2 separate regions of the Homo sapiens genome follow, and region 2 is linked to region 1. A link is a loop called in an ENCODE intact Hi-C map of the cell type or tissue named here. Cell type or tissue: PC-9. All regions are shown on one strand. Links, peaks and the distances in the headings refer to the core of each region. The heading gives the core; the rest is flanking DNA.

The links. A loop is a pair of places that touch in the nucleus more often than their neighbours do. Peaks named below come from ENCODE experiments on the same cell type or tissue, not always from the same donor. Only the 100,000 strongest peaks of a DNase experiment are listed, where the experiment ranks them.
Region 2: a loop joins it to region 1, with 6 times the contacts of the local background. A loop is called at or near these places in 2 of 110 quality-filtered maps.

The regions. Positions count from the first base shown.
Region 1 is chr22:27,468,911-27,483,923 of GRCh38, reverse strand. No RefSeq gene overlaps it. Among named protein-coding and RNA genes, the nearest start is that of LINC02554, 170 kb to the right of the region's middle. RefSeq lists enhancers at 8,067-8,789, 8,175-9,374, 8,790-9,511. In PC-9, for the core only: no CTCF peak of the experiment used is centred there; DNase peaks (open chromatin) are centred at 7,013, 8,753, 9,713, 10,213 and 2 weaker places; H3K4me3 peaks cover 3,458 bases; H3K27ac peaks cover 5,395 bases.
Region 2 is chr22:27,612,333-27,627,345 of GRCh38, reverse strand. No RefSeq gene overlaps it. Among named protein-coding and RNA genes, the nearest start is that of CPMER, 95 kb to the left of the region's middle. In PC-9, for the core only: CTCF peaks have their summits at 9,724 and 9,925 (motif pointing right); a DNase peak (open chromatin) is centred at 6,405; H3K27ac peaks cover 1,597 bases.

The sequences.
Region 1 (15,013 bases), core at 4,602-12,601:
AGTTGAAGGTGGAGGAGACAGGGGAAGATGGAAGGCAGGAGGCCCGAGCAGGAAAGGGGCCCCAGAGGAGGACACGGTCCCCTGAGGCCCCAAGGCCCCTACCTGCCGCCCCTCTCTAAGTGACTCCCACCCCTCACCCTTTCAGGCTCTCGAGGGAGGAGATCAGTAATTCCTGCCACGCCTGTCACAGATATTTGAAAAACATATTAATCACTTTAATAAATATTAGCTCAGAACAGCAATAAACAGTCTCCAGCATCTCCTCTCTGCGGCTGTATTACAATGACAAATATGCTAATATGGGTGTCTAATTGATTGTGTTTGAGTAACTTCCTGTATGACAGTAAGTGTTTGAGGCGGCATCACTCAGAGTCAAAGCCGACATCTCCCAAACTCTGGAACGACTCCCTCCTCCTTTCCTGCAGGATTACCCTTTCCAGGGAGTGGAATCTCTCCAAACAAAGAAATGGTAGCTCTCTTGGCTGCCAACCTGCGGAGACTTTTTGGGGACCCAATGCGGAGCTGCCTTTCGTGCCCTGGCTCCTATGGGCCGGCATCTCACATGCGATGTCTCCTTTCATCTTTGAAGCAGTTCTACAAGGTTTGGATTGTGGTCCCATTTCCAGGAAGGGAAAACTGAGGCTGTGAGGGGTAAAGAGACTCACCCAGGGTTCCTGAGTGGTGCAGCCAGGACTGTCCTGCAGGCTTGAATCCGAAACCTGTGTGTGCCCTCTCCATCTCCAAGCCAGGAGACCTCATGACAGAAACTCTGGAAACATTGGCATTGCCATTCATCCCTCATGGACAACTCACAGTTCAGTTCCACAGACAACTGGACGAGGCGATCCTCAAATTTCCTGGGTACTTCCCTTCCGATGCCAAACAGATTCTGACCATGCAGATTCTTCTCTCATCTCATCCATCACCTCCTGCAATCCACAATATTGCTTCCTCTCACTTCGCTCCTTGCCTTGGTTAAATGTATGTTCCAGACCCTCGCACCATGCACAGGCAAGATAATTTCTGCGGTGATGGAGGCTAATCAGTGTATAATCCCTGGCTCTTGCACCCTCCTCTCCTTGCACTGGAACACTCGTCAGCTGCTCACAGCTGCTGGTGTGACCCTAAGTCTAGTTCAAGTCTGTTCTCTCTTCTCCATCCTCCTGCCTTACCTGTAGCATCTCCCTCCTGGACTCCTCTGCAGCCTGTGACAGCCCCTACCACAGGCCTTGGAGGCAGAAGACGCAGGGTCCCGTTGAAGCTCCCGCCTCTGAATGGGACAGCTTCCAGGTTCCTTCCCAACCCTCTGAGAGATGATGCTTTAGGTCATGGGTTGGCAAACATTTTCTGTGAATGGCCAGGAAGTAAATATTTTCAGCTTTGCAGGCTGCGGGGTCTCTCCCGCAGCTTCTCGATTCCGCTGCTGCAGCAAGAACTGGGCCGTAGATAATACACAAATGAAGAACGTGCCTGCGTGCCAAGAAAACGTTATTTATGGACACTGAGATTTGAATTTGATAAAATGTTTATGTGTCCTGATCTATTCTTCTTTTGATTTTTTTTCCCAATCATTTAAAAAATGACTATAATTTTTAGCATGTGGGCCACACGTAAAAGGACTGCAAAATGGATTTGGCCCGTGGGGAATAGTTTGGGGACCCTTGTCCTTACTGATTTATTTTTCCTTTAAAAAAATCAAAACATTTTAGTTTTTCAGTTTCCTGGCATATGGTTTGGGCGGCACTGACATGGTCTATGCAGACAGGGGAATTTGGAAAGGGAAGGGGGATTTTAGTGAACAAAAAAGACTGACAATAGATCAAGTTTATGTTGGGAGGGGAGTGACAAGCAGGCTTCAGGGACTGGGGACCTTCCCGTCTTGATCCAAGTGCTGGTTTCATGGAGGCGTGGATGCTGTGAAAATCCAGCGAGCTGGGCTCTGATGACAGGCGCACTTTTTTGTATGTATATTTCCCTTCAGTGAAAAGTAAAAGGCCAGGTGTGATGGCTCATGCCTGTAATCCCAGTACTTTGGGAGGCTGAGGCAGACAGAACACCTGAGGTCAGGAGCTCCAGACAAGGCTGGCCAACATTGCAAAAGCCCATCTCTACTGAAAATACAAAAATTAGCCCGGCGTGGTGGTGCTTGCCTCTAGTCCCAGCTACTTGGAAGGGTAAGGCTGAAGAATCGCTGGAACCCAGGAGGCGGAGGCTGCAGGTGAGCTGAGATCATGCCACTGCATCCAGTCTGGGTGACAGAGCAAGACTCTGTCTCAAAAAGAAAGTAAAGAAAAATGAAAGAGCTGATGCTATCCTATTAGTGAGATCATGGGCATACAGGCACTCCCGGGCCATGCTGGGGACGGATAATCGAGGCCACCCCCATGGAAGACAATTTGCTTGTGTTTGTCACATGCAAAAACAAAAACACACCTCCCAAGACCCAGTGATACCACTGGTAAGAATGTGCTCGCAGCACACACTCACACGCATGTGCAAATACTTGTGTGCAGAAGATGGGGAACACCTGAGATGTAGACTAGCTGAGTAAAAGATGGCACATCCAGAGACGGAAGACGATGTAGTTCCTAGAAGGAGGATGCTGTCATCGTACTGCTATAGAATAATCTTCCGAGGGCTTCGTGCAGTGAAAGACGGGAGTGGATACGGAAAGTCACCATTTCTTGACCTCCTGGGACCACATATATTGGCCCTGCTTGGTGGGGTCTCCCCTGTCGCAGTAAAATCTATTTAAATCTTAAGGAAAAAAGAAAGTCGCCATTTATATGTAAAAAAGAAGCACACTCACACACGTGTTCATTTTCATATATAAGCATAAAAACTTTCTGGAAAGACACACAAGAGGCATGGACATGGCTGCTGGGCTCAGGGTGGGCAGAGGAGTACAACCATACCCTTGGGGCTGTTTCATCCTTTTTATGCATATGCCTGGTGACTTTACAACCAAGGACAAAAGACTCCTTTAAAAAGTCTAGGGGATGATTTCCCATACGCTGAGTGCCTACTAAGCTCCCAATATTTTCCATATCCCCTCTGCCTCCGCCCCAATGAATCCTCTGGTTTATCCCAGGGGGCCCCCCGGAGAACCTGAGACAGCCCAGCTGCTCTGCAGACCCAGCGTGCCCCGTGCTGGTCTGAGGGGCACAGCAAGGCTGGCTGCAAGTGCAAACAATGGGCAGGACAAAGAACCCTTTGTGCTTTTCCTCCAGCCTCAGCAGAGCCTCAGGACTGGGCCTCTCCAGTTACAGCACCCGAGGGCTTTCCCACTCGGCAGACGGAGCCCTAGGGTAAATATTCCTCCCAGGATCACCTGTCAGGCATGGGGGAGGGTCTCCTTGGAGCAGGAGTCGCCACAGGCCCAGTGGTTCATCCCAGCCTCCCAAACAGCGGCCCCACTGGGGATGGAGGGATGGCCCCAGTGGCGTGGTTGGAAGCAGGGCAGCTGATCGGGATCCTGGAACACCAACCGGCCAAGTGACCCAGGCAAGCAGCCTTGTGTCTCTCAGCCTCAGTTTATCTGGAAGATGAGGTGATGGTCATGCCTAGATATCCCGTGGGTAGACTGTGGTGAGGATTCAAAGAGATGATGCCCATGAGTGCCTGGCTCAATATACGGTACTTTTGAAAAGTAGGGGAGAGTGGGAATAAAAAAGGTCCAGCCACTTTGGAAAACAGTGGGGCAGATCCTCAAAGGAATAAACATGCGGTTACCCTGTGACCAGGCAATTCCACTCCTAGGTATCTACTCAAGAGAAGTGAGAACACATGGCCACACAGAGACTTGTACAGGAATGTTCACAGCAGCGTTATTCATAAGAGCCAAAGTGTGGACGTAACCCAAATGTTCATCAATAGTCAAAGTATGGTCCACCCATACAATGGGGTATTATTCAGCCTCAAGAAGGAATGTCACATTGACACATGCCACAACATGGATGAACCTTGAAGACATTATTCTAAGTGAAGGAAGCCAGACACAAAACATCATGTACTATATGATTCCATTTCTATGAAACATTCAGATCAGTGCAATCCATAGAGACAGAAGGTAGATTTGTGGTTTTCAGGGGCTGGGGGTGTGGTGGGAGGATGGGGTGATAGCTGAGAGGAACTGAGTTTCTTTGTGGGGTGGTGGAAGTGTTCTAAGCCTGACTGTGGTGACGGTTTCGCTCATATTGTGAATAGACTAAAAATGATTGAATTGTGTGCTGTAAACGGGCAAATTAAATAGTAAGTGAATTATATCTCAGTAAAGCTGTTTTTCTTTTTCTTTTCTTTTTTTTTAAAAAAGCTTTTAAAAAGCTGTTATTTAAAAATAAAAACTTAAGAAGAGGCTCCTGGCAGAGCCAAGACCAGAAGAGTATAAGCGGAACGAGAAAGGAAAAAGGAGGTTAGGAAGAGAGGGAGGAGATAGAGAAACGTCAGGATGGTGACAGGGGGCTGGGGAGTCAGGCCCCATTTCTCTGTGGGCCCAGCCCCTGTGCCTGTCTCCTGGGGGGCAGACAGACTCCCAGTACCGCTGCTGCCAGGGGAGTTCAGTAGTTCCTGCAAGGAGGGAGTCGGGGGGACTCCGCAAGGATGGCTCGGCCACCTGCTTGGTGTGGGCCTCTGGTTAAGCGCCTGAAACACACTCAGCCTCAGCTCCTCACCTGGAAACGGGGGCTTGTGACCACTGCTTCACACAATAATGGTGAGGCTTGAAAGAGGTGGAGGGGGTCAGTGTGCCTGACATGTAGTAAGTGCTCATTAAATGATGGGGGGAGGGAGAGGGAGAGAGAGAGAATTTTATTGACTTTATTTCAGCAGCATCAATTATCTTTTCCCGTACGTTCCACCCAAAGTCTAAAGAAGCAATGAGGATAAAAGGCTGAGAATTAGGGAACCTAAATTCCTGGCTGTCACCTTACGGCCTTGGGCCTCAGTTTGCCTCCCTGCTGTTTTCTTCTTCCTTCTTCCTCCCTCTCCTCCTCCCCACCGTCCTCCTCCTGGTCCATTGTGCCATGCACTTGGCAGTCAATACCAGGTTCTCGCCCTCCCCTCTGCCTTCCTGGGTGTTGCTCCAGGTGTGTCACAGGTGCTTAGACATAGTCATATGAGGCCCTGGACTCAAGTCAGGAGGACCTCCCCAGTCAGGGAGACACCTGGCCTCCGAGCAGTGCCCTTGTCTTCAACTTGGCATCTGTCAGGGGCTGGGACCATCCTATCCCTGGAAAATCTACCCACCCTCTAGGCAGAGTTCCCCAAGTAGAGGAATCCCCATTGCCTTCCTTTCTGGACCCCCTGATACAGCTGCAAAAAAAAAAAAAAAAAAAAATTTCCCATCCAAACCAATCCAAACCAAACCAATCCAAACCAAACCAAACCAAACCAAACCAATCCAAACCAAACCAAACCAAACCAAACCAAACCAAACCAAACCAAACCAAACCAATCCAAACCAAACCAAACCAATGCAAACCAAACCAAACCAAACCAAACCAACCCAAACCAAACCAAACCAATCCAAACCAAACCAAACCAAACCAATCCAAACCAAACCAATCCAAACCAAACCAAACCAAACCAAACCCATCCAAACCAAACCAATCCAAACCAAACCAAACCACACCAAACCAAACCAATCCAAACCAAACCAAACCAAACCAAACCAAACCAAACCAAACCAAACCAATCCAAACCAAACCAAACCAAACCAATCTGAACCAAACCGAACCGAACTGAACCAAACCAAACCAAAATGGCCCAACACCAAAAAAACAGTGACTGTTGCTTTGAATGCTGCCATTGTGTTGTGTATTTTGAAGCCACCTCTCAAGTGTTGTCTTCTTCTTTGCTGGAGCCACATTCCGACTTGGGACACTCCAACCATCCCCTGTTGATCTGAATGAGATGGAGTCTCACTCTGTTGCCCAGGCTGGACTGCAGTGGTGCGATCTCGGCTCACTGCAACCTCCACCTCCTGGGTTCAAGTGATTCTCCTGCCTCAGCCTTTCGAGTAGCTGGGATTACAGGCATGTGCCACCACGCCCGGCTGATTTTTTTTTTTTTTTGTATTTTTAGTAGAGATGGGGTTTCACTGTGTTAGCGAGGATGGTCTTGATCTCCTGACCTCGTGATCCACCCGCCTCGGCCTCCCAAAGTGCTGGGATTACAGGCATGAGAGACCGTGCCCGGCTGCTTGTGAGTTTAAAACTCATCCCTGCCCACAGGCAAGAGAGGGCACAGAGAGGCAGATGAAGCCCTTTGAGGATCAGGTCAAGGAGAAAGTGGCTCCTGGCATTGAATTCAACCCCAGGGGCTGGGTGGGTGTGTTTTCAAAAAAGCTCCTTCCCAGCACTCTTTATCTATATTTTTACCTGGCTTAGATTCAGCGCCTGGACCTTTGAGTTTTTCCCGATAGGTGCTGGGTCTCAGAGCTTCCCCCGGAGGGGCACTGTCTGCTGATGGAAGAAATGTGTGGAGCCCAGGTTAGCCATGATGTTGCCGAGGGCGGTGGACAGGCCTGAGGGCCATGGTCGCAGCTCTGAAGGGCAGCAGGGGTGGGACCACAGGGGGAGCTTTGGATGTGGGGACAGCCTGGGCTAGGATGGCAAAGACTGGTATGTCCAGGAGTCACACACCGGAGGTCCTGGGATGGCTGGACTCAGCCCCAGCCTCCCATTCAGAGGCCATCCTTGGCTCCTCTGGCTGCCTCATGAAAGACAGCCCCCAGCCCAGGCAGCATCTCCTCTCCCCTTCCCCCACCCCTAATTCCCCTGCCCCAGGTCAGCCGTTGTCTTTGCTCATCTCTGTTTTAAGAGGTGGCCTTCTAAGTGACCCTCCTGGGCCAGCTTCTGCCTTGCATCCACACGGCAGTGGAGGAAGTTTCAGAAACCTGATCCCACCACCCCTAGCTTACAGCCCTCCGGACTGTGTCTGTCGTCCCTGCTTCTGTCTGCTGTCTCTGACCTTCCCACGGGACAACGCCATGGGGCCTCGCCCCACCTCCCGTCTCAGGTGATTCACTGCTGACTTGGATGTGGCCAGCCTGACTCACATGCAGCCACAACCATGGAACATTCAGAGGCTCTGAAAATGTTCACTGAATTGAACAGAGGACTGGCCCAAAGTCCCAGAGGGACTTGGTGGCAGAATGAGGCCGAGAAGAGGGTGGGAGGGGAATGATTATGGAGCACATAAAGTGTGCTAGGCCCGGTCCACAACACGTGTGCACGCATTATCTTGTATCTTCGCATCAGCCTTGCGAGGGGGGACGATCCTGTCCCCACTTTGCGGAGGAAAACAATGAGGCTAAAAGGAAGTGAAATCTACAGCCCAGAAAAATAAAGCCGAGAGGAGGCAGGCGAGGGTTTGGACTCTGGGCCTGAGATCACACAGAGCAGGTTCTCTTAGATATAGATGCCAAAGACCTGGATCTCTGACCCTCTCTGCCTTTATCAGTGAGGCACTTACGTAAGCGAGGCCTCAACTGCCTCATTTGTAAGATGGGGGTAGCACTGGTGTGTGCAGGTCATGCTGCTAGCATACATGAGCATATGAACTACCCCCATATGCAAATGAGAATATTTGTACCCCCATATTACACATGTGAATGTAGCAGAGGCTGTTGGTGCCCACCCATTCCTCCTGGGCTCTCACCATCCCCATGTGGGCCCACTCCATGGCTTCCAACACAATGAAGTGCCAGGGAGTTAATGCCCCGGGCAGTACCCCTCAGCCCATGGCAGAGCCTACGGGGGCTGCAGGATAAACACCCCAGCTCCTTTGATCCTTGGGTGAGACAACTCCCAGCCATGTCCCATGTTGGCTCCCAGAGGAGAGACAGGGTTTCACTGTGTTAGCCAGGATGGTTTTGATCTCCTGACCTCGTGATTGGCCCACCTCCACCTCCTAAAGTGCCAGGATTACAGGTGTGAGCTGCTGTGCCGGGCCGCTTGTGAGTTTAAAACTCATTCCTGCTCGCAGGCGAGAGAGGGCACAGAGAGGCAGATGAAGCCCTTTGAGGAACAGGTCAAGGAGAAAGGGGTTCCTGGCATTCAATTCAACCCCAGGAACTGGGACATAGTCATATGAGGCCCTGGACTCAGGTGCCCCAGCTGCCCACATTGGAACCTTGCTTGCTAATGAAGCTTCCCTTCCGGGCTTCACTCCCTCACCCTCTCACCTCCCCACACACTGCAGTTCTTTTTGCAGGATGTGCTTTGGGGCAACCCACACCCCAATCAGGAAGGGAATTCTCCTTGAAGAATCCTTGAAACATGAAGCAAAGTTGTTCCTTCCTATATAACCCCTGTCCTTCCCCCCATCAGGGCGGGAAGTAGTTTGCATTTATCACCTCGAGGAGGGAATAATCAACTTCAAAAAGCAGAAGCTTGGATATAAACAACAGGCGGGGAAGAACCGGGGATGAGAGACCCCTCTCCCACCTCTGAACCAGAGACAGACTTCCCAGGAGGGGCAGGCAGAGGAAGGCACAGAAGGAGGCTGCGTGTCACAGTCGCTCTAAGAGGCCAGGTGAACGGCAGGTGGGATCAGAACTTAGCTAGTGAGGCTACGGTGCTGCAAGTTCAGTTACAGGAAACTAACATTCATGTCCTGCATACTTGAGTTCGGGCCAATAGATTCTTGGTATTATCCGGAGAGAGGCTTCTTTTTCTGACTCATTTACAAAGAACTCCCTCCATCTGCGCCCCCAGCCTCCTTCTCCCTGAGCTTCTCCCACCTGGCCCTGAGTCATCTCACTCCTTCCAGCCTGAAGCCCTGAGGATATTTTCCATCGGAGGAGCCCAGCCCACTTAGGGAAGAGATACCTGAGGGAGCACCTGGCTTGGGGGTTGGTGTTGTCTGCAGACAGGAAGAGGCACCCCGTGTTGGGACTGGCCCCAGGTGAAGAGGAGGGGGGAGAGGGCTGGGCAGGTAAAGCAGGCCCCAATGCCTGGGAGTTAGAGACAGGCTGCAAGGGAGCTGAAGGAAGCACTCTTTTCTGGAGCCTGTCCCATCACACCCTGCTGTGTGTCCCTGGGGAAGTCACGTGGCCTCTCTGGGCTCCATCTCTGCAGAGTGAAGGGCTTCAAGCTGGTCTTGAGTCTCCCATTTTGAACACTCTTTGATGCTGGAGTAGCTGGGCTTTCCAGCATCATCAGGAGACTTGTGGTTTTTCAGCTGGGCACAGTGGCTCATGCTTGTAATCCCAGCACTTTGGGAGGCCAAGGTGGGTGGATCACCTGAGGTCACGAGTTTCAGACCAGCCTGGCCAACATGGTGAAACCCTGTCTCTACTAAAAATAAAAAATTAGCCGGGTGTGGTGGCACACGTCTGTAGTCCCAGCTACTCAGGAGGGTGAGACAGGAGAATCACTTGAACCTGGGAGACAGAGGATGCAGAGCGCCAAGATCCGCACCATTGCACTCCAGCCTGGGCGAGACAGAGTGAGACTCCGTCTCAAGAAAAAAAAAAAAAAGAGAGAGACTTGTGGTTTTTCTCTTTGTCTCTCCCTTCCTCTGCCCTCCCTCCTGCTGTTCGTTCATTCATTCCTTCCCACTCCATGTCTAGCCTTGCACAGTATGCTACGGACACAATGATGAGCAAACCCATCCCTACCTTAGAAGCCTAGTCTGGCAGAAGACAGACGTTTCACAGCCAGTTACAACAGAAGGCAGTGACGGGCATGTTATTCACAGCTAGCATCTCTTCTGGAGCCCCACCTTTGTGCCAGCCCCGGGCATACCTGACTCCACTGAATTCCCAGAACCTTCCAAGGCCCAGGTTCCTTAGTCATCTTCATTTTCCAGGTGAAGAAACTGAGAAGCGGGAGGTGAGGGCCAGGGGCCCATAGCTAGGAAGAAACAGATGGGTTTGCCAGACTCAAGGCCCATTCTTAGAATCACCCAGTTTACTTCATCTCAGAACAGTAGCAAGCCAAGGGGGAATTCCAGGAGCTGAGAGAGAGAGGGCATGTAACCCAACCTTGCTGGAAAAGGCAAGATCTGTCCAAGGAACCCAAATCTCTCCTAGTCCATCATTTCACCCTCTCCCTACCAAGACCCGGCTGTGGGTGGGGGATGGAGTTAACATTTGCCACAATAATGGAGCAGTAACACTAGCTAATATTCATTGATGATTAATCTCATTAGCTGTGACTGGTTGGTTTCAGTCAAGGGCTTGATTCTGACCAATCATTGTAGCCGGAGGAATGGACTCAGCTGATTGGCCAGTTGTAGGGGCTGTGCCTAACTAAGTCCCTGAGCTGGTGGGTGGGTCCCGTGCCACCCAATCCACATTAAGAGCCAGGGAGGGCAGTGCAAGTCAAGGTGCTCTTAGCAGAGGAGGTAAGAATAGCAGATATCCCTTAATCCAGCATTTAGGCAAATCAACCCATTAATCCCCCCAGCAACCCTGAGGCACAGAGAAGCTAAGAGACTCACCCAAGGGTCACACAGCTTGTGAACCACAGTGCTGAACCCTGAAAGTCTGGCTTCTAAGTCCATACTTTTTATCTGCAGTACTACACTGCCTCTTAGAATAATGCCTGAAGATGAAATCAATAGATCCTGTTTGGAGTTGAAATGAGGGAGGAAGGGGAGAGGAAGAGGAAGTGATGATGTTTTACATTCACCAACCTCCTCCTATGATTTAGACAGCTCCCCCTAACCTGACTGTTGACATTAGACAGCAAAGATGGCTAAGCCAGGCTGACACCTGAAGTTCGACGTTGTTTCTGTAGTTACCAGTGGTGACGTCACCATGGAGGCTGCAGAAACCTCATCATCACACCAACTGCAGCCCCAGCTGCCTCTTGTCACTTCCACACGGGGGACCCATTTTGGGCAATGTCTGTGGCAAGTTTAAGTGCCTTCTTTTTTAAATTAATTATTTTTATTTATAATTGACACTTTCAAGTGTCTTCCTGAGGACACTTCTTAGGGAAGGACCTTGGGGTCAACAGCCCAGGCTTCTTGACGAGGCCTGTGTGTGGGTGCGGTGGGGGTGGTGGTTTAGAATCTACCAATCTGCCATCATTATCACTCTTTATCCTCCTGAGAAGGTTTCTCTCTCTTTAATGTTTCTAATTTCATTGTTGCTCAAATATCCAGTAAGATGTCCCCAAGCTAGCACTTCTACATCAAAATATTATTTCGGTGGCCTTGGTTAAGCACATTCTGGAAATAAATCCCGAGCCAAACTTTCTTGTTCCTTTCCCTTCCTGCATTTCTTCTCTCCCTCTCCTTCCAACCATCTGGCCTTAAACAAGTCTGTATTATACATTTAACTGTTTGTCAGGCCCCATGTTAACATCCCAGGGAAACTGAATGAATAGGACTTATCTCTGCCTTCAAGAAGCTGCCCGTCTTTTTTTTGTTTGTTTGTTTTTTAAAAAAGACATGGTCTCACTCTGTCGCCTCTATCACCCAGACTAGAGTGAGGTGGCACGATCATAGCTCACTTCAGCTTCAAACTCCCAGGTTCAAATGATCCTCCTGCCTCACCCTCCCAAGTAGCTGGTATTACAGGCATGCACCACCATGGCCAGCTAATTTCTTCATTTTTTGTAGAGATGGGGTCTCACTGTGTTGCCCAGCTGGTCTTGAACTCCTGGGCTCAAGCGATCCTCCCACCTGAGCCTCCCAAAGTGGCTCATTACATGTGTGAGCCACTGCATCTGGCTGAAGCTTTCCATCTTTTAGGGGATATAGATGAACACTTATTATGTAGTGGGGGCCCTGGAGGGCCGGAGGAGGAGGATGTCATCCCTGCTTGGGGGAGTTTTCCAGGCAGATGTCCAGAGGTGGAGGGAGGGAGGAGAAGGCATCCTAGGCAGAGGGCACAATATAGGCAAAGGCAGAGAGGCATGGAGTAGTCTAAGTTCATGAACGATTGTGGTTTGGTTGTGCATATGGGGAGCTGTAGAGGATGAGACAGGAGGCATAGCCAGGGCTCAGGCAGACCACTGAGAGCTTTGTCATGGTAGAGGAAGGGCACATGAATGGTCCAGGGCCAAGAGAGCACTGGACTAGGAGTCCGGAGACAAGGTCTAGGCTCTGCCATTGTTTTGAAGTTGACTTGGTGAGTCATGGCTCCTCTCTCAGTCTTGGTCTTTTCATCTGTAAAAGCAGAGGCTTCTTCTCTTGGTCTTTGAGGTGCTTTTTGATTCACACATCTGATGCATTTCTGGGATGTTATTTTTCTTGTCCTTCCCAGAATCTCTCCCCAAATCCACAATCCTGCAAAGATCTTGACCACCCAACCCCCCAGACGTCACCCGATTCAGAGCTAAAAGGATCTTTCTGTTCCTGGTCGGTCTGTTTGTCATAGCTTTGAGGGGGCGCTCCTGGGGTGTCACTGCACACTACCTCATTGATTTCGATTTTATTTTAACAGCCTTGGTGTAATTATGAAAGCCTGCTGTAATTATCAAAACACAACTCCAAGTATTTCATTGTTAAAATACCCCTATGGTCTATTATTAATTCATTAGATAAATTTGGATTATATCACTCAATAATTAATGTGCAGACCTGAATCCGGGGAATTTGGCCACTGTGAGTCACATGGTAACTGTGGGAAGCAATGGGAGCCTGAGAGATTAGGAGGCAGAGGTGGAGAGAATGGAAACAGGGAAGAAAACAGGTGGTCATGAAAGGTTGATGACCAGCTGCTCTGTGACATTCATTTAACCATTAATTCAATAAACACTTATTGCTGGCCTACTACATGCTAGGAATTTTGAGCACCTTAACATCCAAATATTAACTACTCAAGGTGGTTCCTGGGGTTCTCTCTTATCTATCTATATGTTCATCATTCATCACCCATCTGTCTACCCATCCATATAGCCATACAGCCACCTACACACCCATCGATCCGCCATCTCATCCGTCCATTCATCCATCCATCTACCCGCCCATTCATTCATCCATTATCCACTCAGTTTATCCATTCATCCACCCACCCATTTACCTGCTTACCTACCCACCCATCTACCCTTCCACCCATCAATCTCTCCCTCCATCCACCCAACCACCCATCCATCAACTCATCCATCCATTCATTCATTCACCCATTCATCCATCATATCTTCGTCCACCCATCTACACAGCCATCCTTCTATCTATTCATTCATCCACCCATCCATCCATTTATCTATCCATCCATCTATTTATTCATCTAACGATCTACCCATCCATCCACACATCTATACATTTATCCACCTATCTATCTACCCACCCATCCATCAACCCATCCACCATCCCATGCATCCATTCATCTACTCATCCACCTATCCGTCATTCATCCATCTTCTCCTCAATTTATCCATCCATCCATCCATCCATCCATCCACCATCTCATCCACCCATCCATCCACCCATCCACAATCCCATGCATCCATTCATCTACTCATTCACCTATCCTTCATTCATCCATCTTCTCCTCAGTTTATCTATCCATCCACCCATTCATTCATCCACCTACCCATCTACCTGTCTACCTACCCATCAATCTATCCATCTATCCATCCATCCATCATCCATCCATCCATCCACCCATCCATCCATCTATCCATCCACCCATCCACCCACCATCTCATCCATCCATTAATCCACCCATCCACCTATCCATCATTCATCCATCATCCCCTTTATTCATCTATCCACCCACCCACCCATGCATTCATCCACTCATCCATCTACTCATTCATCCATTATTTATCCTTCCACCCATCCATCTACCCATTCATTCATTTATTCATCCACTCATTCATCTATCCACCCACTCATCCATCCACTCACCCATTCACCTGTTATCTATCCATCCACTATCCAGCATGCATCCATCTGTCTATTTATTGAGCACTCCCTATGTTCCAAGCATGGAAAGTAACTTGAGGAACAGACTATGGCCTCTGCTCTCAGGAAGTCACCCTCCGTGTGGAGGACAGGTTGCAGCCATGCAGACCAGTGCTTGCAATAGTGTGATATGTGTTTTTACGGGGAAGGACAGGGGACTATGGGAGCCCAGGAGAAGCCTGACTTTGCTGAGGGAAGGAACTGTGCTCAGGGAAAGCTTCCTGGAAGAAGAGCTATTTAGCTGAGGCAGAAGGGGGAGAGCAGCAAGCCAGGAAGAAGGGTTCATGGGGAGCCAGAGTTCTGAGGTGGTCCAGCCTCATGTGGGGTGTCTGGGGGTATGGGGACATGGCCAACAAGGTCAGCAGGGCTTGGATGTGGTGGCCTTGTTGGCTTTTGAGATTCATTTTGAGAATGATGGGCATTCAGCAGATACTGAAATGGTTAGAAATGATTTGTGTTTTAAAAATATTTCTCCAGCTGCAGTTTGGAGAGTTGAACTGCAGGGGCATGAGTGGAGGTGGAGAAGCTGGGGAGAAGGTAGTACAGGAATCTGTGTGAACAATCGTGGTGGTTCTTGATAGAGGGCTGGCAAGGGATAGAGAAGGAGGCATCTTGGAGGGAAGTGGAAGGATTAGCATCCTGGCTATGGGGGTGAAGGGGCTCCAAAAGAACAGTTTACCTAAGTCCAGCAACCTATCCAATTCTTTCCTATAATACCCATGAGCCAAACACTGTTTAGGGAACCAGTGGTTCCTAACCTGGCAATTCAAGAAGCAGCCTTTTTGTGCAGAGATCTAACTGCAGGTAGTCTGGAGAGCAAGAGCACCAAGTGCCAGGAGTTCAGGCAGGCACCGAGGCTGCAGAGGCGTGCCGAGGTGATGTCACTGAGGGTCTCAATGGTCAGGCTAAGAAGGTTAGATACTTCTGTAGAGCACTGGGAGCCATAGGAGGATTTGCGGCCAGAAAATGGCATGACAGGAGGTCAGGTAAAGGGAGATGGATGGTTCTGGTCACCATGTCATGAATGGGCTGGAAGGAGTTAGCCTGGAGGCCAAGACCTGTTGAGAAAGTTACTGCTGGCCCCTGGGGTGAGATCCAATGGGCCTCTCTGGAAAGCATGGCTCCTTCGTTTGCTTGCTGTGTGACC
Region 2 (15,013 bases), core at 2,482-10,481, 150 kb before region 1:
AGTGGCTGTGGACCCTGTCATGAGGCTCAGGAGGTGGGCTCTCGTTCTCACGAGGAGCAGCTGTGCTCCTAACACGCCATGTGTCCTCTTGGGGAGTGAATTTAGAACCAGAAAACCACACAGCCTGCTACAATCCTGCCTGGACTAGACTCTCCTCTGGGGCTCAGCCTCTCCCTCCCTACCCTGCTGGATTCCAGAGCCCTCCCCCCTCTCTGGGATACAGATCTCAGAGGCCTTCCCCTCACCCCCATATCCTGGTTCACAGATGAGCAAACAAGCTAGGAGTGGTGAAGAGACTTTCCCAGGGCCACTCAGCTAAAAGGTGTTGGGAAAAAAATGATACCCAGGACTTCTGGGCAGGCCCCACGTTGATTCACCCCTACCAGGAAGAAGGTAGAGTCAGGTGATAGCAAACAAGGCCTCTGATGCCACGCTGTCCGGTTCAAACCTCGTCCCTGTTTTGCACTAGCTGTGTGACCTCAGGCAAGTCACCTAACCTCTCTGAGTCTCTGTTACCTCATCTGCAAAATGGAGTTGGTGATTGGACCTACTTTGAGGACTGTCAAAGGAATTAAATGAACTAATAGATGTGAAGTGCTTGGAATGGGGCCTGATAGGTAGGAAACTCCCCTTTGAGCACTGATATCCTTACATTGATTTCAGGGCAAGAGACATATACTATTGGTGAGACCAGGGTGACTGTTCATTGGCACATTGGACATGGCAGTAAATAACATCAAACCCCAGTGAGAAATATATTCCTGTGTTACATTCACATTCAGTCCTTTGAGTCATTGTCTAGGTGAAGGCGAAATTCTCAGTTGGGTGCTATCTCGGCTCTCACACTTGCTCATTTTCCTTTTTAACCAAGAGGGGCCGAGCTGCAGGCTGGAGATGCGGCAGGCAAAGATGGCTGGCTAGAAACTCCTAACACATCTTCAGTGAGCTCGTTTCTTTCAGGGTTACTTATGTTTTGTCACAATCGACACTGATTTCCCACATCATATGCTGCTGATACTAAATGTTCTTTCAAAACAAACTGACTTGAGGACCAAGGCCATGTCGTGGAGGAAGGACACGTGCCCACAGCCTGAATGTCCCTGTGCAGCCAAGGGTGGGCTTCTCAGTCTTGTATCACTGTGTGATATGAGTCAGAAGACTGGAGAGGGACTCTGGGCACAGTGACTCACGCCTGTAATCCAAGCCCTTTGGGAGGCTGAGGCAGGAGGTTCACTTGAGGACAGGAGTTCAGGACCAGCCTGGGCAATATAGCAAGACTCCATCCCTACAAAAGTAACAATAAAAAAATTAGTTGGGTGAGTTGGTGCACACCTGTAGTCCTAGCTACTGGGAGGCTGAGGCTGAAGGATCACTCGAGCTTAGGAGTTGGAGGCTAAAGTGAGCTATGATCGTGATGCTGTTGTACTCCAGCCTGGGCAACAAAGCAAGACCCTGTATCAAAAAAAAAAAAAAAAAAAAAAAAGAACATTGGAAAGGGAATTGCCAAAGATACTTACAAAATTGGAATAAAAAATCTTTTTTGGGCTGGGAGCAGTGGCTCACGCCTGTAATCCCAGCACTTTGGGAGGCAGAGGCGGGTGGATCACGAGGTCAGGAGATCGAGACCATCCTGGCTAATGTGGTGAAACCCCCATCTCTACTAAAAACACAAAAAAATAACCAGGTGTGGTGGCATGCGCCTGTAGTCCCAGCTACTCAGGAGGCTGAGGCAGGAGAATCACTTGAACCTGGGAGGCAGAGGTTGCAGTGAGCAGAGATCTCACCACTGCACTCCAGCCTGGGCGCTAAAGCAAGACTCTGTCTCAAAAAAAAAAAAAGTCTTTTTTGTATAATTTCTTTCTGGGATTTTGTGTGCCTATACATGTGACATGGGTGATTGTTTTATGAGCCGATCCATTTTCAAGAGCTCATTGTTGGGTTTTGGAAACACCAGAGGAGTGACTTTGTTTCTCCAAAGGAGGCTCCAAAAAGGAAGATGATTCCTGATTTTGCAGCAGTGAGGCCTCCTGGTCCCTCGTCTCCTGCTCCATGCAAAATGGCCTTTAACCACGCCTCCAATGTCTTGGGAACTGTATCATACTTTCATTTCTTAAGACTCAGAAACTTCTTAACTTTCTCCTCTCTAGTCTAAATAAACCCAGTCCCACTGCATACCCACCTTCCCTGCTAGTGAAAGTCCATTTTGGCCCAATTATTTCTGGAGGGCAATTTATAAGTAGACATCCAAAGCATCCTTTATAAGCCTCTATTTCTCTCTCTGCACAGCCATTCAGCTTCTAGGGTTCCATCTTTAAGGAATAAACGATCACACATCACATAACAATTCAGTGGTAAAAGTATATTTATCACAGCAAACATCTAGAAGTAACCCAGCTGCCCAACCATAGGAGGTTGGTTAAATGAGGAATGCTACATCCCCACAGTGGAATATGATATGCTCAGCCCATTAGCAGAATGTAGTGAAAGAATGTCAGTGGCAGCTCATCAGGAGCAAGGGTTTTGTTCATCCACTTGCTTTTTTACTGCTATATCCTCAGAATCTAGAACAGTGCCTGGCATAGAGTAGGTGCTCAATAAAAAATTGTTGGTGGATGAGTGAATAAATGAATGCTTAACAGCAGGGAAAGATCATTTTGCTATAGTCAAATTATCCGTGTTATCCTATTTTGTGTAAATATGCATAATGTAGGTATAGAGAAAAAGTTTAAAGGTAATAAAATGATAAGCTCGGTGATTTCCAGGCTTGCTGATTTTACGCAATTTTCCTTCATGATGTTTCAGTTATTGGTCTTTCCCACAATTTATTCAGTAAATGAATTCAATAAGCTGAAATCAGAAAACAATGCAAGTGATTTCTTTTCGAAATTGTGAAATTGCCTGTGAGATTGTGACGATGCAGCCCTCAGAGCCCTTTTGATGAAAACATCTCTAGTGCATAGATTCAAAATTCTCAAAACTCTCAGATCACAGTTCCTGAGAACATGTGGTTCAAAGTTCCAGGGGCCACACCAGGTCTGTGCTGTCTGGCTCTGGTCAGGGCTGAACTGGCCCTGACAGCCAGTTCAAAGCTCCATGACCAAGATGTCAAATCTGGAATTTTAATCCATGACAAAGCAGGAAATTTTCTCATGTTTCACTGTGGAAATCCTGGACTCTGCGCACCAAGGGGCCTGCCCTCCCCTAGTCATCCATTCTGGATGGGACTTTGAGGATCCAGGTGGATCGGCTTGGCCTGGTCTGCTACCCACCTCTGATCCTCCAAAAACTGGGGTTGAGGCTACGACCCCTGATGTCCTGGAGGGTCTGGAGATCCACAGAAGAGGATGCCCAGGGGCTGGGCTGGGGGTGGGGTTAAGCCTGACAATGGCTGAAAACGACTTGTAAACAAACAAACAAACAAACCAACAAACAAACAGAAACGTTATCCAGTGTTGGTTAAAGGAATTCCAGACATCAGGGCATAAAGGGGAAGGGAGGTAGGAGGTTTGGGCTTGGAGGGCTGAGGGAGAGAGATATGTACCCCCTGATCTGACCTCATGTGAAGAAGGCTTTCTTCATTTGTGGGTAAAGTCAGCCACGCCAGACACTCTAGAAATTGCAAAGAAATGGAAAAAATGCTTGTCGTTGTCTTTTAATTATATTCTTTTTCTGTCATTTGTCTCCCGTCTTGGGATTTGAATACACGAAGGTAGAAAACAGTGATGGCTCATTGCACCCATGTTTGACTCGACTGCATGCGGGTCTCATCGCGGGGCCTTCCTAGGAAATTTGCAAGCCCCACTTCGGTGACACACACTGACTTTAGAAACCAGCCTCCCCCCTAAAGGACAGGGGCCCCAGAAAACTTCCCTGGCCTCTCCACGCCCACATGATGGCCTTGTGACAAGTCTCCGGGCCGACCCTCAATTAACTTGTGGGTCCTTGACCATAGAGGGCCACCTAATTTATGATAGCGCATTGGGTTGAATTTAGGCCCAAGTGCCGTGTTAGAATGTTAACAGTGTAACTCAGGGTTCGAGTGATAGATTTGAGGGAGTCGGATGGCCATCTCTGTGCATGTGGCTGGGCCTAAGAATGCCCAGCTACACTCAGTAAGAACCACGGACCTACCTGGTTAGCTCTGGAGACGTGGGGCTGCTGGCTACCCAGGGGGTTGGGAGCCCATGGTGGGACAGCAGGTTACTAGCCCCTGAAATCCTGGAACTGCTCCCTCGCTCAACAGATGTGCTTGGGATGACGCCCACCCTTCCCCACCAGAGTTCGAGTGGGAGCCTTTGAACCTCCATCCCAGTGGCCTGGGCACGCTTCCTCCCCACTGGGGTTGGGGGCAGGAGGCAACACTGAAACTTGCTTGTTATACAGAGCTGGTGAGCCTGTGTCATCGCTTTGGTGACACCCACCGTATGATGGAGAAGAATGGCTCCTGATTTCTCTTTAGGAACCAGGAAATCCACCCTTAACGCATTAAAAATCTCACCCTCGGCCGGGCGCGGTGGCTCACGCCTGTAATCCCAGCACTTTGGGAGGCCGAGGCGGGCGGATCACGAGGTCAGGAGATCGAGACCATCCTGTCTAACATGGTGAAACCCTGTCTCTACTAAAAATACAAAAAATTAGCCGGGCGTAGTGGCGGGCGCCTGTAGTCCCAGCTACTCGGGAGGCTGAGGCAGGAGAATGGCGTGAACCCGGGAGGCGGAGCTTGCAGTGAGCCGAGATTGCGCCCCTGCACTCCAGCCTGGGCAACAGAGCCAGACTCCGTCTCAAAAAAAAAAAAAAAAAAAAAAAATCTCACCCTCAGGGAAGATGCAACCCCACTCTGTTTCCTAGAAGTACCATTCATTTCCTATCCTGTTATTCTCTCTCCTTCCATCCTGCTGGTTCAGTCATGGGGATTCTATTGGTATTCTTATTTTATCTTGTTATCTGTGGCAATGTTGGTCAAGAAAAATCTTGGAGAATTCCGGTGATAAGACAGATGAGAAAGGTTGACCTGGCTGGGGTGGGATGTGGGGTGGGAACCCTCCTGCTCGGCTTCCTCCCAGTCATACTCCACGGAGATGCTTGAGGAGGCTTCATGGAACTCCCAGTGTTCCACGGCAGACAGTTTGAAAACTACTGGTGGGAACTCTGACTCCCCTTCTGGGATTCAGCCTGGTCCGAGGGCTCGCTCTGCCCCGGGCTTGCCATGTGGACCCGTTTCTTTCCTCTCTGGGCCTCAGTTTCTTCACTTACTACAGACTTGCAGAGTTCAGAGGGGCCAAGATGAAAAAACCCAAATTTCTCATCCAACAGCAAGGAAAACAGGAGGCCCAGAAAGGAGTCTCCGCTTAGCCCAGGGCACACAGCCTCATCCCTGGGCAGCAAACGTCCCCGCTGGGGAGGTCAGGGCTGCTCCCCACATCAAGGGGAGATCCCTGTCTGTCCCAGGTGGGTGCCTTCCACACTGTCCTCACCTGGCAGGACCGGAGCAGGCCAGACGTCGGCATGCACACCAGTTCTGCTCCCCCGAAGCCACAGGGTGCTTTTCTTTCCTAGCTGGAAGGAGCAGCCCTCTTGGGGTATTTATTTTATTTCTATAAAAGTGGGAAGCAGCTCTCCAGGGCTCTGCTGATGACTTGTCTGGCCAGAATGCCTTCCCTGCTATTTCAGGATTAAGACAGTAAATTCCTTCTCCAGGGTGTAACGGTGTAAACACCGGGCTCTCAGGGGAAGGTGGAATGGCCACTGGGCCCTACCCTGTGTCTGTGGCTCAGGCAGGGCCTGGGGAAGGGGCTGGGGGCCTTGAGATGACCCCTACTCACTCCCTGCCAGGGTCCGAGTGACCTGGGTGCCTTCCTGCCCACCGGGGCTGGAACCAGGAGCAGCTTTGTTCTACTGGTGCCAATGAAGGATTGGGAGCCCCCTTCGGGGAGTGGTAAGTGATTTCCCTCTCTGAACCTGGGTATCCCCCCTTCTCTAAAACACGAGTAATCACCTGTGCTCGGCACTGTGCCAGGCCCATGGTAGGTGCTCCGTCCATCACAGCTCCAGTGATTTCACGTATTATTATTATCGTAAAGTGTGGTTGAACAGGACACACTCCCTGCCTCCCAAGAAGTTGACAAGAAATAGGGGAGAGAGAGGAGGGCAGGATCAGCAGTTAGAGACATGAGTGCTAAACCCACTGGTGGTAACAGGGAGGGTGAGGGAGGGTAGGGTGGGCCAGGTGGAAAAGCAGGAGGGAAAGAATGGTGCTCCAGGCAGAGGGAATGGCACAGGCAAAGGAAGGGAAGGGAAGCAGATCACCACTTGATCCAGTGTAGAAGGAAGTTCAGCAAGGCTGGGTGGCCGTGCCTGAGGGCAGTGGCGAGAGGAAAGCCCAGGGCATCCTTGGGCACCCAGTGAAACACACCCCTGTGAGTCATGGCAAGGAGTGTGCAGTTTCCCCAGAGACTTAGATTGGGAGCACTGGATGATACCTTAAACCCAGACGACAATTGCCAATGTATGGCAAACTTGCTGGTATTGACGAGTGACAGAGGGCTGTTGTTTGGGAACATCGAGCCTGGAGCAAGGGCCTGTGACACCAGGTGTGATTGAGTGGGGCATTCCAGCAGCCCGCATGGCTGGAGGTAGAGGAGGCCAAGGGGAGGCTGAAGAAACAGCAGGTCAAGTGATGCGGTGATGTTAAGCGGAGAGCTGAGAGCAGCTCCTAATTTCTGACTCTGTGGTTAATGTGCCAGTTAAGTAGCTGTAATCAGTAGCAGCTGTGAAGGGGACCTGCAGGCTCCACGGAATGTCGCCAGGAACCAGGGATCCGGCTCAGGGAGTTGACCGGCAATTGGATTTCCCATCGTTGGGGTGGGTGAGTCGGCAGGAACAAGGTGCAGCCCCGGGCATGGCCTGTGGAGATCTAGGATTGGAAGCAGAAACCTGGCCCAGGGAAGCTGCTCAGGAGGCTTAGTGGTGAGGGTCCCCTTGTGTGCACAGGCATTTTCACTTTACACAGTGCCCATGGATCCTCTAGCGTAATGTGGTGGTGGGTGGTGGTGGTGGTTCTGGGTTCTGAAGCCCTGCTGGATCCAAATCTTCCCGCTTCTTGAAAACTAGTTGATCTTGGAAAAGTTCTCATTTTATCTGAGGGTATTCTGTGGAATAGGTTTGTCACGTTCCTCCCACTGACTATTATATTGGGAAAGGCACATGATAGGATTGCAGGCAAAGTGCCCTCATGGTCGTGTACATAGTAGGTGCCCAAGAAGTGTCAGCTGCACAGTAACAAGAGGACGATGGTCCTAAGGCACTGGCACTGTCTGCTCACTGCTTTGTCTGGGCAGGTGGTGGCTCTGAGGTTAAGACACAGAGGCTGGGGTGTGGGACCCACTGATGGATGCATCCCATCAACATTCATGGGGACCGATGAAGATCAGATCCTGCATCTGGTGGGGACACAGGCAAGATGAGGCTCTGGCCCCACTCCTAACCTGGGTCCCTTCTTCTCTGCTGTCTCTGAGGCTCCCCACTGCATTCCTCCATCCCCTATCAGGGACCTCCTCTTTGTCCCATTTCCCTGTTACTCTTTTTCAGGTAACGCTGTGAGCTCCTCTTCTTTTTGTCTTGTAGGCTGGAGGTCCCATGGCTCAGTTCAGGCTGTTTATTGTTTCCCTCTCCTGGGACATTTCACCCACTCCCAGGGTTTGGTATCTGGCATCTACTAACACTTCTCCAATCTCCATTTCCAGCCCAGACTCATTCATTCATTCATTCATTTGCTCACTCTTCCACCCACAGATATTTGTGGCTGAAATGTTGTCACTGTAATGTAAGCTGCATTAAGCAGGAACGTTTTCTGTCTGCTCACCACCCTCTGCCCTGTCCCTGAAACCGGGCTGGCAGATGCAGACCCTCAACCACCCTTGCTCAATAAATGGATGAATTGGAGGACTCACAGGGGAGGACTCACGCTCTTAAACTTGACAGAGGCAACCCTCATGCCCTGGAGAGAGGAGGTCTAGGAGGAGCCTAATCTGACCCCAGAACCATCTACAGGAGGGTTGGGTCATTCAGCTCATGCCTCTCACCCCCACTTAGCAGATGATGAAACTGAAGCCCTGGGCAACAAGGTAACTTGCCCAAAGTCACAAGGTGATACAGTGGCCGCGCTGGCACCTAGCTTACGGAACAAGGCTCTTGCCTTGTGTCCTGCAGACCAGCAGGTTCTGGGAGGCCCCAAAGGTGTCCGACAGCAGCCAGCTGTGGCGTATTTCTGTCACGTTACATAATGGCAGGCAGGTAATAACCACTCAGCCTCTCCTGTCTCTGTGCATAATAGGTAGAAAAATGAATTCACATGTCATTTGCTGCAATAAAGGAAAGTATTCTTAGTGCTCGCAGCCTTCGGTGGGGCTGAGGAAAGGGTGCAGTACATTCTCAATGAATCACCGGTAAAGGCTGAGTGAGGGAATCTCAATTCTTCCCTGACAATGTCAGCCACAATTAAGCACAATCACCGAGGTTTTATTATTATTATTATTATTATTATTTTTGAGACAGGGTCTTGCCGTGTCGCCCTGGCTAGAGTGCAGTGGTGCAATCGCAGCTCTCTGTAGCCTCGACCTGGTGGGCTCAAGTTATCCTCCCACCTCAGGCCCTCAAGTAGCTGGGACTACAGGTATGCACCACCACACCTGGCAAATTTTTGTAGAGACAGAGTCTTGCTATGTTGCCCAGGCTGGTCTCAAACTCCTGGGCACAAGAGATCTGCCTGCCTTGGCCTCCCAAAGCATTGGGATTACAGGTGTGAGTCACGGTGCCCGGCCACTGAGGTTATATTTATAAGCGAAGCTGGTGAGTGTGTATGTGTGCAAGGGTGAGTAGGGCTGGGTATGTGCACATGGCTGCCTGGGGCACTTACACGTGTACGTGTGTGTGTGCGTGTGGCCCTGGGAGGGGTGAGAGTGGGCTTGTGCAAGCGTGCATGTTTGTGTGCGTGTGCACGCATGTGCCACTCATTCATTGGGACCTAATGGTATAATGTGTGCACCCCCTGGGCAGTCAGCCCCATGAGGACAGGGCTCCTTCTCTGTGGCATTTGCCCCTGTTTCTCTGGTGCCCAGTCTGGGGTGTGGCATACAGTAGGTGCTTCAAAATTATCTGTTAAGTGCATCGACAAGTCCCCCAGCCCTTCCTCCAATATAACCTCAGATCCTCCTCAGATCTGACCACTTCTCTGCACCCAGCTTTCACTACTCCAGATAAAGTCACTGTCCTCCCTATTTCCCCTTTTTCCTTCCCTTTCTCCACTATGATCCCTTTAGTCCTGGGTTCAAGCAATGGCTAGAGGGTTCTTCTTAAAACTAAAAAAAAAAAAAAAAAAAAAAAAAAAAAAAGCAACTCGCTCTCCTGATTAAAAAACAAAGCAAAATTAAAACAACCCAATGACTCCCTATAGCTCTCAGAACAAAACCCAAACTCTTCTCCAGTATATTCAAGGTCCTGCTTCATCTCCCACAGCCGCACTCCCATTTCCCCCTTCAGTTCTTCCAAGGGGTGGCCCTTTCCTGCCTCAGGGCCTGCCTTTGCATTTGCTGTCCCATCTACCCTCAACACAGCTGGCACTTCCTCTACCCTTGGGTTCAGTTTACATATGACACCTCCTCCAGGAAGCCTTCCCTGTCTACACTGTCTAATCTCCCCAGCCCTCATCTTACCCCTCTCCTTCAATCTTCTCTAACACAACTTTGGGACCTCAGGACTTGTATCATAACCTGTGAAGATCTCATATGTCCATTTCTCTGCTAGTCCTTAAGTTCCAGAGGACAGGGCTACTTCTGTTTGATTGCACAGAGTATTATAAGCGGCCAGCCCAGCACTGGGCACAAGGCAGGCACCTACTAAATGTTAGCAGATGGCTGGTGAATGGGTGTGTATGGGGCACCCTCCAGGGGGCAGGTAAGACCTGCAAACCACCAATCTATTGAGATGAAAACACATTTCTCAAACTGCTTTCCTTCCTTCCCAATGCTTTCCTTATGCATGCACCTCCTCTGATACTGTTTTTCACTTAATGTGCATTTAGAGGGACTTGCTTTTTCTTTCAACAGGCAACTTTCTATCACTATTTTGAATTGGAAACTGCCCATAAATGAAGTGTTAACTATTGAATTAAAAATGCAAGTGTCAGCCAGGCACCTTGGCTCATGCCTGTAGCACTTTGGGAGGCCAAGGTGGGAAGAGAGCTTAAGGCCAGGAGTTAGAGACCAGGCTGGGCAACATAATGAGACCCCGTCTCTACAAAAAATAAAGTTAGCCGGGTGTGATGGCATGCACCTGTATTCCCAGCTACTCAGGAGGTCAGGGCGGGAGGATTGCTTGAGCTCAGGAGTTGGAGGCTGCAGTGAGCTACGATCATGCCACTGTACTCTAGCCTGGGAGACAGAGTAAGACCCTGTTTCTAAAAAAAAAAAAAAAAAACAGGAAAAGAGATGCAAGTGTAGTGTGCTAGAGTGGCCCGCTCTGAGCCTCCTGGGCTGGGCTTGGTGGCCTCGCTGTTAGATGTCTAAGACCCAGCAGCACCCAGCTGAGGCTTTCTCCTTGCTGTAATCACGAGAGCTGAAAGAATGACCAGGCTGTCTTACTCTGATGTTCAATGTATTTGTCTCCCTGTCTGTGATCAGCCCCCAGCCCACTCTGTAGCATCTGTTTTCCTGCCCAGGACTTTCCAGTCCCAGGGAATGAGCTAAGCACCTTTCCAGTCTCTCCTGGTTGCCCTTTGACATCCCCTGGCATTCTTGCCCCACATTCCAGGAGGCAACTCTGGGTCCTGGGGGTCCAGTGAGGGGGCACTGGCTTCTATTTTGGGGACCTCAGTTTTCTCATCTGGCAAATGGGAATGCCAATCTGGGCACGAGTGCCTCTCTCTCAGGCAGCTGTGAGGATGAACTGGGAGCCCAGAGGGTGAATCCCTCATGCCTTGGGAAGGCATCTTGGCTGCAGTCATTCCTGAGCTTCCAGACACCTCCTGGGACAGTTTGGAATTTTTATTTTTTGGTTTTTGTCTGTGAGGGGGAAGCGTGGGCCTCTGCATTATTTTCATTCCATGAGGCCGGAAAGGGGGGGTCTGCACAGGTGTTTTCTGGAAGGAGGAGGGGGAGGTGGGAGCCCTGGGGCAGCTGTTATTGGCAGGAGGCCAGATGTGCCTGCTTTTCAGAAGGACGGAGTGAAAGGAAAATGCTGTATGATGGAGCACCTACTGTCTACCTGTTTGTGTACCAGCTGCCATGCATACCCTAACTTCTGAACTCCTTCCAGCAACCCTTGAATCAAGTATTGCTGCCACCCATTTTAAAGATGGGAGAACTGAGACTCAGGAAGAAGACATTTGCTCAAGGTCACTCAGCCGGGAGGTGGCAAAGCCAGGTTTATGTGGCTCCAGAGTTATGATCTTAACCTCCAGTGACTGGCGCATCCATGGAGCTGGGTTCCAGTTCCGGCTGTGCAGGAATTTGACTTCTGGGAGCCTCAATTTCCTCATCTAGAAAACTGAAGTAACAAAATCTGGTGTGGAGACTTGAGGTGAGTCTTTTAAGCCTTCTTTCGAACAACGGTACTGACAGGAATAATAATACTCTTTCCATATGGAGAATTCTCCCTGGCTCACAGAGGGCTTCGGGGACACAGGGGAAGCCCAGAGAGACAAAGTGACTTGTCCAGGGTCACACAGCATTTCTAGACCCCGCGATGCCGCAGAAGCTGTTTTTGTCGTTGTCCCCTTGCTCCTTAGACCTGTCCCGGATAATCTCACCCTGACCCACACAGGCCTGCACCCCTGACCTCAGCAGGACCGGCTGAGCGGGGAGGGTAATTAATTCCTCAGCACCCAGGAACTCAGGGAACACATGTTTCTGGGCCACCTGCCCACCGCACGCTAAGGAGACCCCAGATGGTTGTGAGAGGCTGAAGATGTTATGTCCCACTGAAGGGGAAGAAAGGTCTCCTTTTCTTGCACATTTGCAAGCACCGTCTGGAGCATCTGCCCACCTCCTTGCTACTTCTAGCTGCTCCCTCTGCCTGGAACACTTGCCCACCACTCCTTGCCTGGTGCTTCAGCTGCCTCCAGAAAGCCTTCCTGGACCACAACCTAAATCGAGGTCTGACCCCCACCCTGGCCTCCCTGACTCTCTCATGCTTGCTTTTCTTCTGGAGCCTCTATCTGGGTTTTGAGGCACTCAGTAAATAGCTTGATAGACTAGATGCGTCCTCCAGTGCCTGTGAGGCTAGGGTTCAACCCAGAAGGAGGACAGAGGTAGTGAGCTCCCCACACATCTCTGGATGATACCAGGCAGGGGGCCCAGAAGGTTACCGTTCAGGGGGTCCCTCATCCCTGTGGTGTCCCAACCAGGGAGCAGACTGAATTCTCACCTCGAGTCTCCACGCCAGATTTCGTTATTCCAGTTTTCTAGATGAGGAAACTGGAGCTCCTAGAGGTCAAATTCCTACACAGCCAGGAAGTGGCAGAATCGAGACTGGAATCCAGCTCCGTGGATGGGCCAGACACTGGAGGTTTCTGCCACCCGCTGCCTGCCAAGGTTTGCAGGGAGTGCGCAGGGCTTTGCAGGGAGCAGGGACGATCTGTGCCTGAGGCCCAGAGAGATTAAGCCACTTGCTCAAGGCCACGCATGGGGTGGCTAGGGGGCCCTCCTAGAGCCCGCTGGGCTCCCACCCCGGGGTCGGGTGGTGGGGGAGGCGGTGCTGGGACTGAGCCGGCGGCTGAGATCCCGTCCCTCTTCTCGGGACCATCCCGCGGGCGCGGCGCCCGTGACATTGGGACATGCAGGCCGTATTTCAGCCGCCACCGCCACGGCGCCCGCCGTGGGTGCGCGCAGTTAATTAGCGGGCCTCGGAAAGTTCATCAATAATAGATCTGGCGGCGGCGGCTGATTGCCGCCGCGCGGCGGGCGGCGAGCGCCAGTAAATCAGCCTGACGGGTGCTGACCACGCCGCCGGCCGCCGTGCGATGAGAGCGCAGCCCCCGGAAGTCAGGGGGTCTCCAGGACCGTGGAGCAGGCCTGGGGCAGGGGGGCGGGGACGGGCTCCCCCCGCCCCCCCCCGGTCTCCAAGGGTCTCTCTCAGCCCCTCCGGCTTTCTCCAGCTTCCTTATCTCCATCTCCGGGTTCTCCGTCTCTTCTCTCTTTTTTCCTCTCTCCTGGTCTCAGCAGTGAGAACTCCACCCCCACCCCAGCCCACGTGTGGCCACACACAGCCCTCAACACATGCACACCGCCTTCCCCCCACCCCTCCATGACAGTCCTCTGGTTTTCTTGTAGGTGAGATCGTGCCAGGCCTCTTCCCATGCCCATGTGTGTGCCAGGTACATGTGCCATGAACACACACATTTATTTATGCAACATGTGCCCACGTGTCTACAAGTGTGAGATCTCCACGTGCCTCCCGGTTAGCTATGCGAATCAACTGGGGGAGAAGGTGCATCTGACAGAGGAAACAGGATGTGCAAAGGCCCTGTGGTGGGAGGGGACGAGTGTGCTCAGGGACTGAAAGAGACAATGTGGCTGCTTTGGCCACATTCCCTGGCTTTCCCCAAGAAGACCCCAGGTAATGGGCACTTCTGAAACCTAATGCAGGGTGTGATTCGGTCTCTGTCACAGCCTCGCCAAGCAAATGCTCCTCAGGTCCAAGTCTTTCAGCCAGCCTCCACTCTGACTTTAACCACGAAGTCGGCATCTATCCCTCCTGATTCGACTCTTTTCCCCCTGCCCCCGAGAGGGGCTCAGGTCTCTCTGGCCAAGCCCAGTGACCTCACTCAGCTTTGGCGTGAGTTGGGCAGAGAAGCCCGGACCAGGGTGGGGAGGCCGGCCATAAATCTTCAGCAAGTTGTGGCTGGCAGTTCTCTGCCTGTTCTCAGAGACTGTAAAATTTTACTAGAGCAAGAGCTGCTGCCCACTGGGGAGGCCATACAAGATTAGAACCCGCTAGGGTGGCAGCCGTCAGCGCCTCCGTCACCTGCCAGGCTGCACCCCCTCTGCCCCAGGGCTCATCTGCCCTGCTTGCCTCCCCAAGAGACTTGGGACTGGCTACCACCTGCCCAGGGCAGAGCTTTACAGCCTAGGAAGTAATTCCCACCAGGCTGGGAGGAATCTTCCAGATCTCCCAGGGAGCTGGCAGAGCTGTTACCATGCTCACTTGACAAATGAGGAAACGGTTAGAGAGGGTGAACCTCTCTGGTGCACAGCGGATTAAGTTGAGGTGGTAAACTTGAATCTAGGACCCCCAAGTCTTATGGCAACAGAGTACTTTTTCACTCTTGGTTTCTCTCCTTTCAAATTCTGTCTACTCATCAACCCATTGTTCTTTCCAGCTATCCATCCATCCACTCCCCTGTCCCTCCATCCGTTTATCCATCCACCCACTCACCTATGCCTTCAATAACCATTTTGAAGCATAGACTACATACAAGGCACAGAGGTAGAGAATGCACAGCCCTGTCCTCAAGGAAAGAAAAAGATCCCCAGGGACAAGGTCGCAAACACCCCCAAAGCACCCACTGGGTGTCTCAACGTGCTGGGTGCTGATAATGAGAGCCTAAACATGACAATGGCAGCAGCCATCATCTTTCATGGCTACGAATCTCCCCTCCGTGTGGCAGAAACGGTGAGAAGTATCCTCCGCTCCTCCCACAAAAGTCTATCGAGAGCCTACCATGTGGCAGGCCTTACACAGTTGATCTAATTTACTGATCAACTCAGTCTTTCGAGGTCAGAGTATTTTGACTCTGGCTGTGAAATAGGGAACTGAGGCTGGGGGATGGGGTGGTTGTGGGGTGCAGTGGGAGCCAGGTGGGGTGTGCTGAGCTTTGTCCCAAGGCGGCTGAGGAGTGGGGGCTTCTGGGGAGGGCTTGCGGTGGGCACTGGGCAGGTTCAGCCTGGCTGCAGCCTGCACAGGAAACATCTTTGCCTGGCAAACAGGATGGTCGTTTGCTGCTTAGGCCTTGGGGTGC